Regions from separate parts of the Homo sapiens genome. Here region 1 is linked to region 2. The links are chromatin contacts, found by Hi-C or POLR2A ChIA-PET in ENCODE. All regions are on one chromosome and are shown on one strand. The core of a region is the stretch at or near the end of the contact, and the rest is flanking DNA. Distances in the headings are between cores, read along the strand shown.

Evidence for each region. Hi-C counts contacts between places; a loop is a spot of excess contacts on that map. ChIA-PET counts read pairs that join two places held with the same protein, here RNA polymerase II (POLR2A). Pooled maps may share reads with other maps.
Region 1: a map of aorta shows a loop between it and region 2 (4-fold over the local background). The contact joins two enhancer-like sites. A Hi-C loop is called at or near these places in 12 of 168 maps with a recorded cell type or tissue (Caco-2, Calu3, HepG2 and 8 more) and 10 of 50 pooled maps. POLR2A ChIA-PET finds 5 or more read pairs at or near these places in 7 of 52 experiments (BJ, Caco-2, H1 and 4 more).

The regions. Positions count from the first base shown.
Region 1 is chr2:109,688,148-109,695,084 of GRCh38, forward strand. LOC105373545 (a long non-coding RNA gene) reads left to right here and starts at 6,339. Exons shown (of 3, transcript XR_923175.2): 1 at 6,339-6,378. It also overlaps a transcript of RANBP2 not described here. Within about 2 kb of position 2,849, at least 12 of the 41 ENCODE cell types and tissues checked have a DNase peak (open chromatin) inside an H3K27ac peak, as active enhancers do.
Region 2 is chr2:109,643,452-109,650,048 of GRCh38, forward strand. It overlaps a transcript of RANBP2 not described here. Among named protein-coding and RNA genes, the nearest start is that of SOWAHC, 32 kb to the left of the region's middle. Within about 2 kb of position 4,400, at least 4 of the 41 ENCODE cell types and tissues checked have a DNase peak (open chromatin) inside an H3K27ac peak, as active enhancers do.

The sequences.
Region 1 (6,937 bases), core at 1,599-4,098, 43 kb after region 2:
ACGTTCTGTTTGGTTTTCAGTCCCGAGGAGTCACAGAGTTGCCTATTTCTCGGGGCAACAGCAGGAAAGGCCCTCCTGAGGCCTATGGTGCCCTGTGGATGAGATCTTGGGGTCCAGGCCTTGGCAACCCCTCCCTGGGACAAGCTGCTGTATAGACTGGGCCTCGTTCCTCAGAGGACATCCTCTGATGGCTTTGGCTCTGTGAAGGCTCTCCAGTGAACACTTGTCCTTCCTGGGCACACTCTCAGGAGCGCGACCCCTGCAGTCCCCTGACATGGGCAGCCTCCTGTGAGCTGAAAAGAGACTCTGTTGGAGCCCCTACTTTTCCTTTAGAATCAATGTAAAATTGCAGGACATGGCAGCTCACGCCTGTAATCCCAGCACTTTGGGAGGCCGAGGTGGGTGGATCACGAGGTCAAGAGATCAAGACCATCCTGGCCAACCAACGTGGTGAAACCTTGTCTCTACTAAAAATACAAAAATTAGCTGGGCGTAGTGGCGCACGCCTGTAGTCCCAGCTACTCAGGAGGCTGAGGCAGGAGAGTCTACTGAACCCGGCAGGCGGAGGTTGCAGTGAGCCGAGATTGTGCCACTGCACTCCAGCCTGGGTGACGGAGCGAGACTCTGTCTCAATAAAAAAAAAAAAAAAAAAAAAAAAAAGAATCAATGTAAAATTGTTTCCTCTTCCTCAATGCTGTCTATAGCTTCCTTTCCTGGCCTACATTTATTTTCCTTCCTTCCTTCCTTCCTTCCTTCCTTTCTTCCTTCCTTCCTTTTTTAAGACGGAGTTTCACTCGTCACCCAGGCGGAGTGCAATGGCATGATCTCGGCTCACTGCAACCTCTGCCTTCTGGGTTTAAGCGACTCTCCTGCCTCAGCCTCCCGAGTAGGTGGGATTACAGGCACCCAAGACCACGCCCAGCTAATTGTTGTACTTTTAGTAGAGGCGGGATTTCACCATATTGGCCAGGCTGATCTTGAACTCCTGACCTCAGGTGATCCACCCACCTCGGCCTCCCAAAGTGCTGAGATTACAGGCGTGAGCCACCGTGCCCGGCCTGGATGACATTTTCTAGGAACCTGTTACCTCTGCCTGAAAATCTGGTAGGCAGTTAGGAACAGCCCTGGGAGCTGCAGACAGGCTTTTGGAAAGACCCACAACAGCATGCCTGGGCAGCAGAGAGAGCTTGCCAAATAGGTGCACATAGGTTGGGGGACATGTGACATTCCATAGGCCTCCTAGATGGACCTTTGCAGCCTGAATTCTAACACCTTTTTTCAAATCCATTGAGGACAAATAACAGGGTTGAATGTACATTTAAACTGGGCAGCTTTATCCTATGCTAGCATCTGGGGTCAGCAGGCATAGAAGAGCAGAGAGGTCAGCAGGCAACAATTCCTGGTAAGATTTGCAAGGAGCTGTAGCATATTTTCAGTACCTGCTTCTCATTAGCAATGACAAAATCCAGCCAGGCCTTCAACTGAGATTTTTTTCCCGCTACATTCTGGTTCAGCAAACTCTAAAATTCCTTCTGCCAAACGCTCTCTTCCTTCCTTCCCCCCTCATCTCTGCTCAATTTCTAAAAGCATAGTCAAGCACTTAAAGGGAAATTTCATCCATATGGGTTGGATTATCTACACTTAACTCATAAATACTGCTCTTTTGTTAAGAGTTATTCCATTGCCAAGTGTCTCTGAACAACAAAATGTTTTTCCAAAAAAAAGTGATAACTGAACTCCAAAAATTAGTATCTGTGTTCACTCTCTCTCCTTACCTAAATTGTATTCGATTTAACCAGCATTTATGAAATTTCCTGAGCTGGATTATGTACCTATTGGGGGTATGCACGTACGGCACAAAGATCAAAGCTCTTTGGTGCTTGTTCTCTAGGAGTTATTGGTCCAGTGAGGGAAACAGCTACCCACCATGGTACTGTGAACCCTGAATGTATCTGAGACAGGTCTCAGCCAATTTAGGAAGTTTATTTTGCCAAAGTTAAGGATGCATGCCAGTGACACAGCCTCACGAGGTCCTGCTATGTGCCCAAGGTGGTCAGAGCACAGCTTGGTTTTATACATTTTAGGGAGACGGGAGACATCAATTAACATATGTAAGATGAACGTTGGTTCGGTCTGGAAAAGCGGGACAACTCGAAGCAAAGGCGGGACAACTCAAAGTTGTGGGAGCACTTCCAGGTCATAGGTAGATGAGAGACAAATGGTTGCATTCTTTTGAGTTTCTGATTAGCCTTTCCAAAGAAGGCAATCAGATATGCCTTTATCTCAGTGAGCAGAGGGATGACTTTGAATAGAATGGAAGGCAGGTTTGCCCTAAGCAGTTCCTAGCTTGACTTTCCCATTTAGCTTAGTGATTTAGGGGCCTCAAGATTTATTTTCCTTTCACAGTAGCCTTATTAATTACGTTCTTAGCATGCTCCTGGCACGTGTGACAAAGGAAGCCACCCAGGGGCAGAGGAATCCCAGAGTCCCTTGAGAATGAGCAAGTTGTTTAAGGCAGCACAGCCAGTGAGGGACGAGCCAGGCCGGCCTTCCAGACGTTCACCATCAGTAAGCTCCTGAGAAACACCTTGGGTATGGAAGGGGAATGCGGGGCAGGGCTGGGGGTGGGGTGTGTTGGGGGGTAGAATTCTGCTAAGCCTAGGCCTACCCCTTCCTGACTTTGTTTTTTCCCTTTGCCCCACCTTCTTCCTTCATGTACACTCAGTAACTAGGGAGTTCTGGACATTGACCTTGTGATTATCTCTTCTCAGCCTAGTCCTGGCTTTGTTTTGTGTTTCTCATGTCATTGATGGGGCACCTCCTAGATCAGGGACAGCCAGTTCTGCAGGTTTGACAATGTTCAACCATAAACACCAGAGCAATCAGCTCTGTCCTGCTGCAAGGCAGGTTCTTTACAAATGACAGAGCAAAGACCTTGGATCTCTCCTGGCACTGCAGAACTTGAGGCTAAAAATACGTAGGAATGATGGGAAGTGTTTACAATAGCCCTTGCCAGAAGCCTAGCAAGTGTGTTTAAAGAAAAATGGAAAAGTGCACTGATGTTCAAGTAACGCAACCAGGCCCCATCAGCTGTGGACTATTGGGAGAGAAATTTCTCTTAGATGACAGGTTTTTAGTGGATACCACATTAGCAATAGTGGTCTCGGTCTAAACGTGGGGACATGCGGACAGAGCAACCCAGAGCCACAGGTCGGTGATCAATCAGTGCTGCCAGGCATAAGGCTGGGTTGGACCGGGGCCTGGTGGGGCTGGTCTCTGAGCTCACTCAGGCCTGTTTCTAGGGCTCTGTTCTGAGCTGGATCCAAGCAGGAACTCCCAGGACTACCCTGCACTTGGCTAGGGCAGCTTAGCTTCAGGGGCCAGGCTAGGTCTAGAATGAATTTCCGAGAGTTCTGCCAGCCTCCAAAAAGGGGACTTGGGGGTACCTCAGGTGATCTCCTGGGTTGCAAGCTCTGGTTCCTTCTGCCCCCAGAAGGGGTAAGGAGGGGATAGGGAGGGACAAGCAACCAGAACACAAATCTATAGAGTAAAACAGAGCCTCTGTGGGGGCCCTGGACACATGCAGCCCTGTTTCCACCTCCAACTTTAGGCCCCCTGGAAAGTTCATGATCAGTTTTTTTGGTTTTTTTTTTGAGGCAGAGTCTTGCTCTGTCACCCAGGCTAGAGCGCAGTGGCACGATCTCGGCTCATTGCAAACTCCACCTCCCAGGTTCAAGCAATTCTCCTGCCTCAGCCTCCCGAGTAGCTGGGATTACAGGCGCCCGCCACCGTGCCCAGCTAATTTTTGTATTTTTTAGTAGAGACGAGGTTTCACCATCTTGGCCAGGCTGGTCTTGAACTCCCGACCTCATGATCCACCCGCCTCGGCCTCCTAAAGTGCTGGGATTACAGGCGTGAGCCACCATGCCCGGCCCATGATCAGTTTTCAATTTCTGCCTATCAAACCCAAATCCATCCCTTGCACATTTTAGGTTTTTGTGTTCTGAATCAGGAGTGGATAAAATGTGGCAGCAGAAAAAAGCCAGACACGAAAGGCCACATGGTACGTGATTCTATTTAGGGGAACTGTCTCTGATAGGCAAACACATAAAACAGAAGGCAGAGAGGGGGCTGCCTCAGGCTGGGGGCGGTGGGGAGGGCGCTGGGGTTACAGCAGAGGGGTGGCACATCTCCTTGGGGTAATAAAGTGTTCTAAAGTGGTTACGGTGGTGGCAGATGCACAACTCTGAGAACAGACTCTAAACCACTGAGTTGTTTACCTTAGGGGGTGGTTTTTATAGTATGCAAATTATATCTCAATAAAAATCAAATGTGAGAGCAGAACTGAGAGAAACAAAATCCAAGCTGAGAGGCCGTCTGCTTCTCTCCTTGTTAAGAAGGTCCTTGGGTTTTTGTTTGGTTTTGGCTCAGCTGGAGGCCGAGGCCGTGTGGGAGAAAGCGAGGAAGCCTGTGGGAGGGAGGCCCACTTCCCCACTGCGGCCCGGTGCCATTTCTCCTTTCCCTAAGTCAATCATTTGGTTTCCCAAGAAGCAGCTAAGTGGCTGCCTGCATAAATTCACCTCTGAAATTGCAGAGGGAAGGGCCCACATGCGCCTCGTTCCTCATCTTTTAACCGTCACTCATTCAACTTGTATTTCTTTTTTCTTTCTTTCTTTTTTTTTTTTTTTGAGATGAAGTCTTGCTCTTGTCCCCCAGGCTGGAGTGCAATGGTGCGATCTCGGCTCTCTGCAACCTCCACCTCCCGGGTTCAAGCGATTCTCGTGCCTCAGCCTCCTGAGTAGCTGGGATTACAGGCACCCGCCACGGTGTCAGACATATCTCATTATACCGTCTGCCCTTTTGGAATTCAGGCACAGCTTACCAGCATTAACATCAACACAGAGACCTTAAGACTGCTAGAGCAGACTCTTTAAGTCTGATAAGAAACATTTGCAGTCTATTCTCTCTGAAGCCTGCTACCTGAAGGCTTTATCTGCTTGATAAAATCTTGGTCTCCACAACCCCTTATTTTTATTTTTTTATTTTTTGAGAGGGAATCTCACTCTATCGCCCAGGCTGGAGTGCAGTGGCACGATCTCAGTTCACTGCAACCTCCTGGGTTCAAGTGATTCTTATGCCTCACCCTCCCGAGTAAGCTGGGATTGCAAGTGTGTGCCACCATGCCCAGCTGTTTTTTTCTATTTTTAGTAGAGACGGGGTTTCACTGTGTGGCCAGGCTGGCCTCAAGTGATCCACCCGCTTCGGCCTCCCAAAGTGCTGGTATTACAGGTGTGAGCCACCACACCCGGCCCACAACTCCTGGTGGCAGATAATTGAATCATGGGGTGGTTTCCCCCATACTGTTCTCGTGGTAGTGAGTAAGTCTCACAACATCTGATGATTTTATAAGGGGTTTCCCCTTTCACTTGACTCTTATTTCTCTCTCTTGCCTGCCACCACGTAAGACGTGACTTTCACCTTCTGCCATGATTGTGAGGCCTCTTCAGCCATGTGGAAATGTGAGTTCATTAAACCTCTTTTGGTTTATAAATTACCCATGTCAGGTATGTCTTTATCGGCAGCACGAAAGCAGAGTAATATACCAATGTTCATATTAAATATGTTGATTGATGTCTCATGTCTCCCTAAAATTTATAAAACCAAACTGTGTTCTGACCACCTTGGGCACATGTCTTTAAGACCTCCTGAGGCTGTGTCATGGGTGCCCATCTTCAACCTTGGCAAAATAACTGAGACCTGTCTCAGATATTCAGGGTCCACAGCAGGGTTGTCACAAACCTTTAATTTGTAAAAAATGTAATAGCTGCAAAGTGCAGTAAAGCAAAGCAAAACGAAATGAGGTATGCCTGTGTGTGTGCATGTGTGTGTCTACAAACATTGAGTATCTCTTATAATGTGGTTTGGGTCTGTGTCCCCACCAAATCTCATGTTGAATTGTAATCCCCAATGTTGGAGGTGGGGCCTGGTGGGAGGAGATTGGATCATGGGGGTGGATTTCTCATGAATGGCTTGGCACTATCCCCTTGGTAATTTCCTCAGGATAGTGAGTTCTCACTATGCTTGTTTAAAAGTGTGTGGCACCTCCCCCTTCACTCTCTTTGCTCCTGCTCTGGCAGTGTGACAGGTAAGCTTCTTCTTTGCCTTCTGCCATGACTGGAAGCTTCCTGAGCCCTCCCCAAAATCAGAAGCCTGCTATGGTTCCTCTACAGCCTGCAGAGCTGTGAGCCAACTAAACCTCTTTTTTTTTTTTTTTTGAGATGGAATCTCACTCTGTCATCAGGCTGGAATGCAGTGGCACAATCTCGGCTCACTGCAACCTCTACCTCCCAGGTTCAAGCGATTCTCCTGCCTGAACTGGTAAGCATAATGCAAATATTCCAAAATCCCAAAACAACACTTGTGGTCCCAGGCTTTTCAAATAAGGTATAATAGGCTGTTCTCACATTGCTATAAAGAAGTAACTGAGGAAATTTTCAGATTTTCCTAATCTGAAAATCCGAAATGTGAAGAGCTCCAATGAGCATTTCCTTTCAGCATCATGTTGGCATTCAAAAAGTTTTGGATTTTGGAGCATTTTGGATTTGGGATTTTCTAATTAGGGATACTCAATCTGTATGTATATATCCATAGGGATGTGTGTGTGTGTGTGTGTGTGTGTGTGTGTGTGTGTGTATCTCCAGATTTGGGAAGTTTTTGGCCATTATTTCTTCAAAGACTTTTCAGTCCCACTCTCGGTTTCCTTCTATGACTCCCCAGTAGAAATATTAGCTCTTTTGTTATTGTCATATGGGTTCCTGTTCCACCTCTTTCCCAGTCTGTTTTCTCCATTGCTCAGATGGGGTAAATTCTACTGATTTGTTCTCAGGATCTCTGATTCTATCTCCTCTCATTTCCATTATACTATTGAGCCCACTCA
Region 2 (6,597 bases), core at 3,150-5,649:
AGGTTGCAGTAAAGAAGCCTGCCAAAGGCTGGGCGCAGCGGCTCACACCTGTAATCCCAGCACTTTGGGAGGCCAAGGCTGGCAGATCACCTGAGATCAGGAGTTTCAGACCAGCCTGGCCAACGTGGTGAAACCCCATCTCTACTAAAAATACAAAAAAAAAATTAGCCAGGCGTGGTGGCACGTGACTGTGGTCCCAGCTACTTGGGAGGCTGAGGCAGGAGAATCACTGGAACCCAGGAGGTGGAGGTTGCAGTGAACTGAGATCACACCTCTGCACTCCAGCCTGGGCCACAGAGTGAGACTCCCTCTCAAAAACAAACAAACAAACAAAAAACCCTGTTTCCTGAATGCTTGGGGAGACTCATTTGAGTAATAATAGAACTCTGGGCTGGGCTCAGTGGCTCACACCTGTAATCCCAGCCCTTTGGGAGGCCTAGGCAGGCGGATCACGAGGTCAGGAGATCAAGACCAGCATGACCAACATGGTGAAACCCCATCTCTACTAAAAATACAAAAATTAGCCGGGCATGGTGGCAGGCGCCTGCAATCCCAGCTACTCGGGAGGCTGAGGCAGGAGAGTCGCTTGAACCCAGGAGGCGGAGGTTTCAGTGAGCTGAGATCGCACCACTGCACTCCAGCCTGGGCGACAGAGTGAGACTCTGTCTCAAAAAAAAAAACAAAAAAACAAAAAAAAACTAAAAACTTAGCCAGGCGTGGTGGTGCACGCCTGTAGTCCCAGCTACTCCGGAGGCCGAGGCAGGAGAATCTCTTGAACCCAGGAGGTGGAGTTTGCAGTGAGCTGACATCACGCCACTGCACTCCAGCCTGGGCAACAGAGTGAGACTCGTCTCAAAAAAAAAATCAGACTCCAGTCTCCTGCACAGCTGACTCTGCACGAATTTCTCTTTCACTATTGCAATTTCCCTGTGTTGATGAATCTACTCTGTCTAGGCAGCTGGCGAGGTGAATGCCTCGGGCGGTTCCAATGGTATTGAAAACCATGGCCTCTTATCAGATCACTAAGGTAGAGAATATGGTTAAAGAAAAGTAGTTTGTGTTAGAGTTGGGGTTTTTCAGAATCTAAAGAAAAATTGCTTAAAAACTGTCTGCAAAATAGCTCCAAGGGAAAAAAAGAATAGAAAAGAAAGTGGGCTTTTGTAGTAACCACATTCAGAACTGTGAACTGGCTCCTGTGTTCTCTTTATCCCCAAGGGCATGTGAAACACTGTTTTCCCGGGCAGTCACAGCAAGGCTGCCTGGATGAGGCCGCTGGGACTGGAATGTCAGCCTGCGGCCTGCCCTCCACTTTTCTTAGCGGAGCTGTCATCTAAACCTGGACCTTGTTTTCTGCCCTGCCTCCCCCCGGCTGCTTGTCAATATTTGCTTTCTAGATCACAAGATCCTAAGCCCCAAGGCCTGTCACTTTAAACAACCAGAAGAGGAAGTCAACAATAACCACTCTGGTGAAGCTGTCTACTTTAGGGACGTTTCCCTAGTTGGTTTGCTCCTGCGAGTTCCCACTCCCAGGAAAAGCACTGCAGTGCTAACTGAGCAGCTTTGTTTGCCTCCCGACTGTGTGGCCCCCAGCAACTATGCCAGGATTCACAAGCCAGCGGGATCCTAAATGTCTGTGTGCATGGCAGCAAGGTTGCTCTTCAGCCTGTTGGCAAAATTCTCCCACAGCACTTTTATTTCTCAGGCACGCCTTCATGGGCCCCAGAAATTAATTCCTTGACGGCTGTTGTGGAGCCTTAGTTGCCAGCGAGAGGCAACCAAGGTTTAAATGTAAATTAGCTTACAGAGTGAAGGGAGGTTGCAAATACCCCTCCACTTAGTACGTAAATTCAGCAACCTTAATCTAGAACAGCAAGGAGTCTTAGAATTGGCACAGAGTGGGCACCCAGCCCCTTCTGGCCAAATCCCTGATGAGAGATGCCTGAAATTCACCCTTTCAGCCTGAGATTTTGTTCTCTGTGTAAAGCCAATTGTTGCTGTCATTAGTAAGCGAAACTACGCCTTACAAAAGTAAATGCGGGTCCTCCTCAGTTTGCTTCTGAAAGAAGGCTTTCCGGGGAGATGTGCTAAACAAACCAAGCCTGGCTGTACCTGCAAGCTCAGGCTGCCACATGGTCTGAAGCTTGGATTCCTGAGAGGTGCGACAGGCTCAGGGTCCCCTGCCTGGACTCAAGAGTCAGCCTGTCTAGACTGGAATTCCCGACCCTTCACTTAAATATGTGGACAAACCTCTTTCTGCCTCAATTTCCTCATCAGTCAAAAATAGTTATTACTAGTGCCTACCTCCTAGAGCTGCTTGGAGGTTAGAATCTGTGAACATAGATGAAGCTGTGTCTATACCCGGTAAGTCCAGCATGAGTGTTCATTGTAATTATTTGATTATGGCTGTCTCCCACATACTGGCTCTCAGGGGTGCGCCATTCCCATTTCAAACTCTATGCTCGGAGTGTAGACAAAACTCTCAACGCAGCCAAAAAAGGCTGAAATGCTCATGAAAACTTCACAGACACCAGGGAGAACTCAAGGGAGCTAAAGTCAAAGGAAACGTGAAGCCTGACACCAGCTGAGCTCTACCGGCTGGGGCCGGAATGCTGTCCCCAACCTTCCCTCCTCCGGCATTTGGTCCTTCTGAGGCAATCTACCATGCTCTCACCCTAGGCTATGTTCTGTTAGTTGATTTTATTTCTGGTCTTCTCCCAGGTGACTGTCCCTTATCCGTAAGGCAAGACCTACTTCACCCAGAAAGTGGCACTGGCTTCAGACTAGGACCAGGGTCAGGTGTGTGAGACGCTCACATCGGGTGCAAAATGTAAGGGGGCAAGAGGCAAAAAGTCATCCAGATAAATGATATTTTGATGCAATATTTTAAAAAATTAAATGAATTTTTAAAAATCACAAATAAAATATTACTATATTAAATGCAGACAGGCTCTGACTGCATCATGCCCAACCACACTGGAGCCTGAGGCAAAAGGAGTAATGCTCTCCCCTGTACTCATGTTTGCATGTATTTGTAAACGGCTAATAATTTTTTTTTTTTGAGATGGAGTCTTGCTCTGTCGCCCAGGCTGGAGTGCAATGGCACAATCTCGGCTCACTGCAAACTCTGCCTTCTGGGTTCAAGTGATTCTCCTGCATCAGCCTCCCGAATAGCTGGGATTACAGGCGACTGCCACCATGACTGGCTATTTTTTTTTTTTTTTTTTTTGTATTTTTTGTAGAGATAGGGTTTCACCATGTTGGCCAGGCTGGTCTTGAACTCCTGACCTCAAGAGATCCACCCACGTAGGCCTCCCAAAGTGCTGGGATTACAAGTGTGAGCCACTGCTCCCGGCCACAAATGGCTAATAATTTTAAGAAAATATTGTTGGAAGGGTTTGCTTCCATCAAAGCCAGGAAAGTAAAATGGTAATTCTATTTTGGGTGTAAGCAAAATGTTTACATTGAAAACAATACTAGGAGTTTTAATAAACTTGTTTTTCAAATTTTCAGTATTTTTTCACTACCTCAATGTTCTATGGAAGTTTTTAAAATCGTGGAAGAAATACATAAAACATCTGTAGATGAGATGCAGTTTTTCCCTTTGTCTGATCCACAGGGCAGGGTGCTGGGCTCTGCTTCCCAGCCCAGACCTTCCTGTGCGTGATCCTTTTGGGAAGTGTCAGCCACTCAATGGCTCTCCTCACTTTTTTTTTTTTTTTTTTTTTTTTTTTGAGATGGAATCTCGCTCTGTCGTCAGGCTGGAATGCAGTGGCATGATCTTGGCTCACTGCAACCTCCACCTCCTGGGTTCAAGCGATTCTTCTGCCTCAGCCTCCTAAATATCTGGGACTACAGGCGTGTGCCACCACGGCCAGATAATTTTTGTATTTTTAGTAGAGACGGGGTTTCACCGTGTTGGCCAAGATGGTCTCGATATCTTAACCTTGTGATCCGCCCACCTCAGCCTCCCAAAGTGCTGGGATTACAGGCGTGAGCCACCACACCCGGCCCTCTCCTCACTTTTTTTATTTTTTTGAGATGGAGTCTCACTCTGTCACCCAGGCTGGAGTGCAATGGCGTGATCTCGGCTCACTGCAATCTCCGCCTCCCGGGTTCAAGTGATTCTCCTGCCCCAGCCTCCCTAGTAGCCGGGATTACAGTTGCCTGACACCATGCCCAGCTAATTTTTTGTATATTTGGTAGAGATGGGGTTTCACTATGTTGGCCAGGCTGGTCTCGAACTTCTGACCTCAGGCGATCCACCCGCCTCAGCCTCCCAAAGTACTGGGATTACAGGCATGAGCCACCCCGCCCGGCTCGGCTCTCCTCACTTAAACAACATTAGAGCCAGAGAAGCAAAACTAGGCTTGCTTGTATGCCCTTGCTTCTTGAAAGTCTTTGGCAATCTGGTCTGACCAAGAATTTGAGAACAAGCATCATTCCACAAATGCCCGTTAGCTGCCTCACTCAGTGCCCACTGAGGCCTGGCTCTGGGGTGATGTGTCACACACCCTAACCCTTTGCTGAGCTGCTTAAGTATGTTGGAGGAGGCAGAAAATAAACAAGTGGGCCAATTAGCAGTAATCACACATTAGGAGGGGTTACAGGATGGAAACAGAGAGGGTGCAAGAACTAAGTGGCCAAGGTTGGCTTCACTGAGAGCATGAGAGGCACAGCCCCGCAGAAGGGATAGTGACCGCTTGGGTCCTCGGGTGGGAATGCTTGGCGTGGGCTGGGAGCTGAAGGGAGAAGAATGTGAACACCGAACCACTGAACCAACAGCAGAGAACTCAAAGGCAGGAAGGAGGCTTGGCTGGCTGCAGCCTGGCAGGGATCTGTGGACAACATTCTCTGTGCAGTGGGAGTCCCTGGAAGATTTTAAGCAGCAGAAAGACACCATCTGATTTACACTTTTTTTTGAGGCAGTTTCACTCTTGTTGCCCAGGCTGGAATGCATGATGCAATCTCGGCTCACTGCAACCTCCGCCTCCCAGCAGTTCTCTTGCCTCAGCCTCCCAAATAGCTGGGAATACAGGCATATGTCATGATGCCCGGCTAATTTTGTATTTTTAGTAGAGATGGGGTTTCACTATGTTGGCCAGGCTGGTCTTGAATTCCTGACCTCAGGTGATCCACCCGCCTTGGCCTCCCAAAGTGCTGGGATTACAGGTGTGAACCACTATGCCCAGCTGATTTACATCTTTTTTTTTTTTTTTTTCTGAGACGGAGTCTTGCTCTGTTGCCCAGGCTGGAGTGCAGTGGCGTGATCTTGGCTCACATCAACCCCTGCCGCCTGGGTTCAGGCAATTCTCCTGCCTCAGCCTCCCGAGTAGCTGGGATTACAGGCACGTGCCACCACTTCGGGCTCATTTTTGTATTTTTAGTAGAGATGGGTTTTCAGCATCTTGGCCAGACTGGTCTTGAACTCCAGACCTTGTGATCCACCCATCTTGGCCTCCCAAAGTGCCGGGAGTGTGGAGTGCTGGGAGTGTCTGCTGTGCGGAGGATGGACTGGTTGCGGGTGAGAGGGCTGGATGTATAGGTAGGACAATCAGGTAGGTGGCTGCAGTCACAACAACGGCGACCTGGACCAGTTGACGGCCTGGTGCTCGGTAACTACTTTCACCCCAAAAAGACAAAACGGTAATAGATAATGCTCACTAACAGTTATAATTTTCAGTATTTATTGCAAACTAGGAAATAAACACCTGATTACCAAACCATTTAAAGAATGAGAAAAAGCAAGATTCATCAAAGCTGGTAAAAGCAAAACTGAAAAATTGATTGCAAAACTATAGTGGTTTGATTGGCTCCATGACTAAAGTCCTGGAGACTAAATGAATAAAGCTTAAGTTGAAGCTTTCTAATATGAGGTATGTGTTCCTGAAAATGGTACTTTAAATCTATTGTAGGGATTTAATATTTAAAGGTATTATGAATTTCTTTTTCTTTTTCTTTTTTTTTGAGACAGAGTCTCACTCTGTCGCCCAGGCTGGAGTGCGGTGGCGTGATCTCGGGTCACTGCAACCTCTGCCTCCCGGGTTCAAGCGATTCTCCTGCCTCAGCCTCCCAAGTAGCTGGGATTACAGGCGTTCACCACCACACCCGGCTAATTTTTGTATTTTTAGTAGAGATGGGGTTTCACCATGTTAGCCAGACTGGTCTCAAACTCCTGACCTCAGGTGATCCGCCTTCCTCGGCCTGCCAAAGTACTGGGATTACAGGCATGTGCCACCATGCCCAGCCAGTATTTTGAATTTTATACCTTCCTAAAGTGAAGATTTTCTGTAAAGCATGTGATTACTTCCTTGATTATCTCTTGAGAAAGTTTCAAGTTTTTGGTTTCTCATTTTCTTAAGACCTGATTTCTAGAACACAAATTTTCTTTAAGAAAAATTCCCTCTGATGTGTTTAAAGAAAAACATTGGCTACTTCTGCAAAAATGAATCTTGGAAAGCCATTGCAACAATAAGTTAGCCCATTGGAGGCCACGGCCCCACCCTTACTGGCACGTTTTACTAGACATAACGAAATGATAATTCCAGGCTGCAATGATCCTAAAGTTTCTCAGAACAGTCTCAATTTTGGATATTCCTC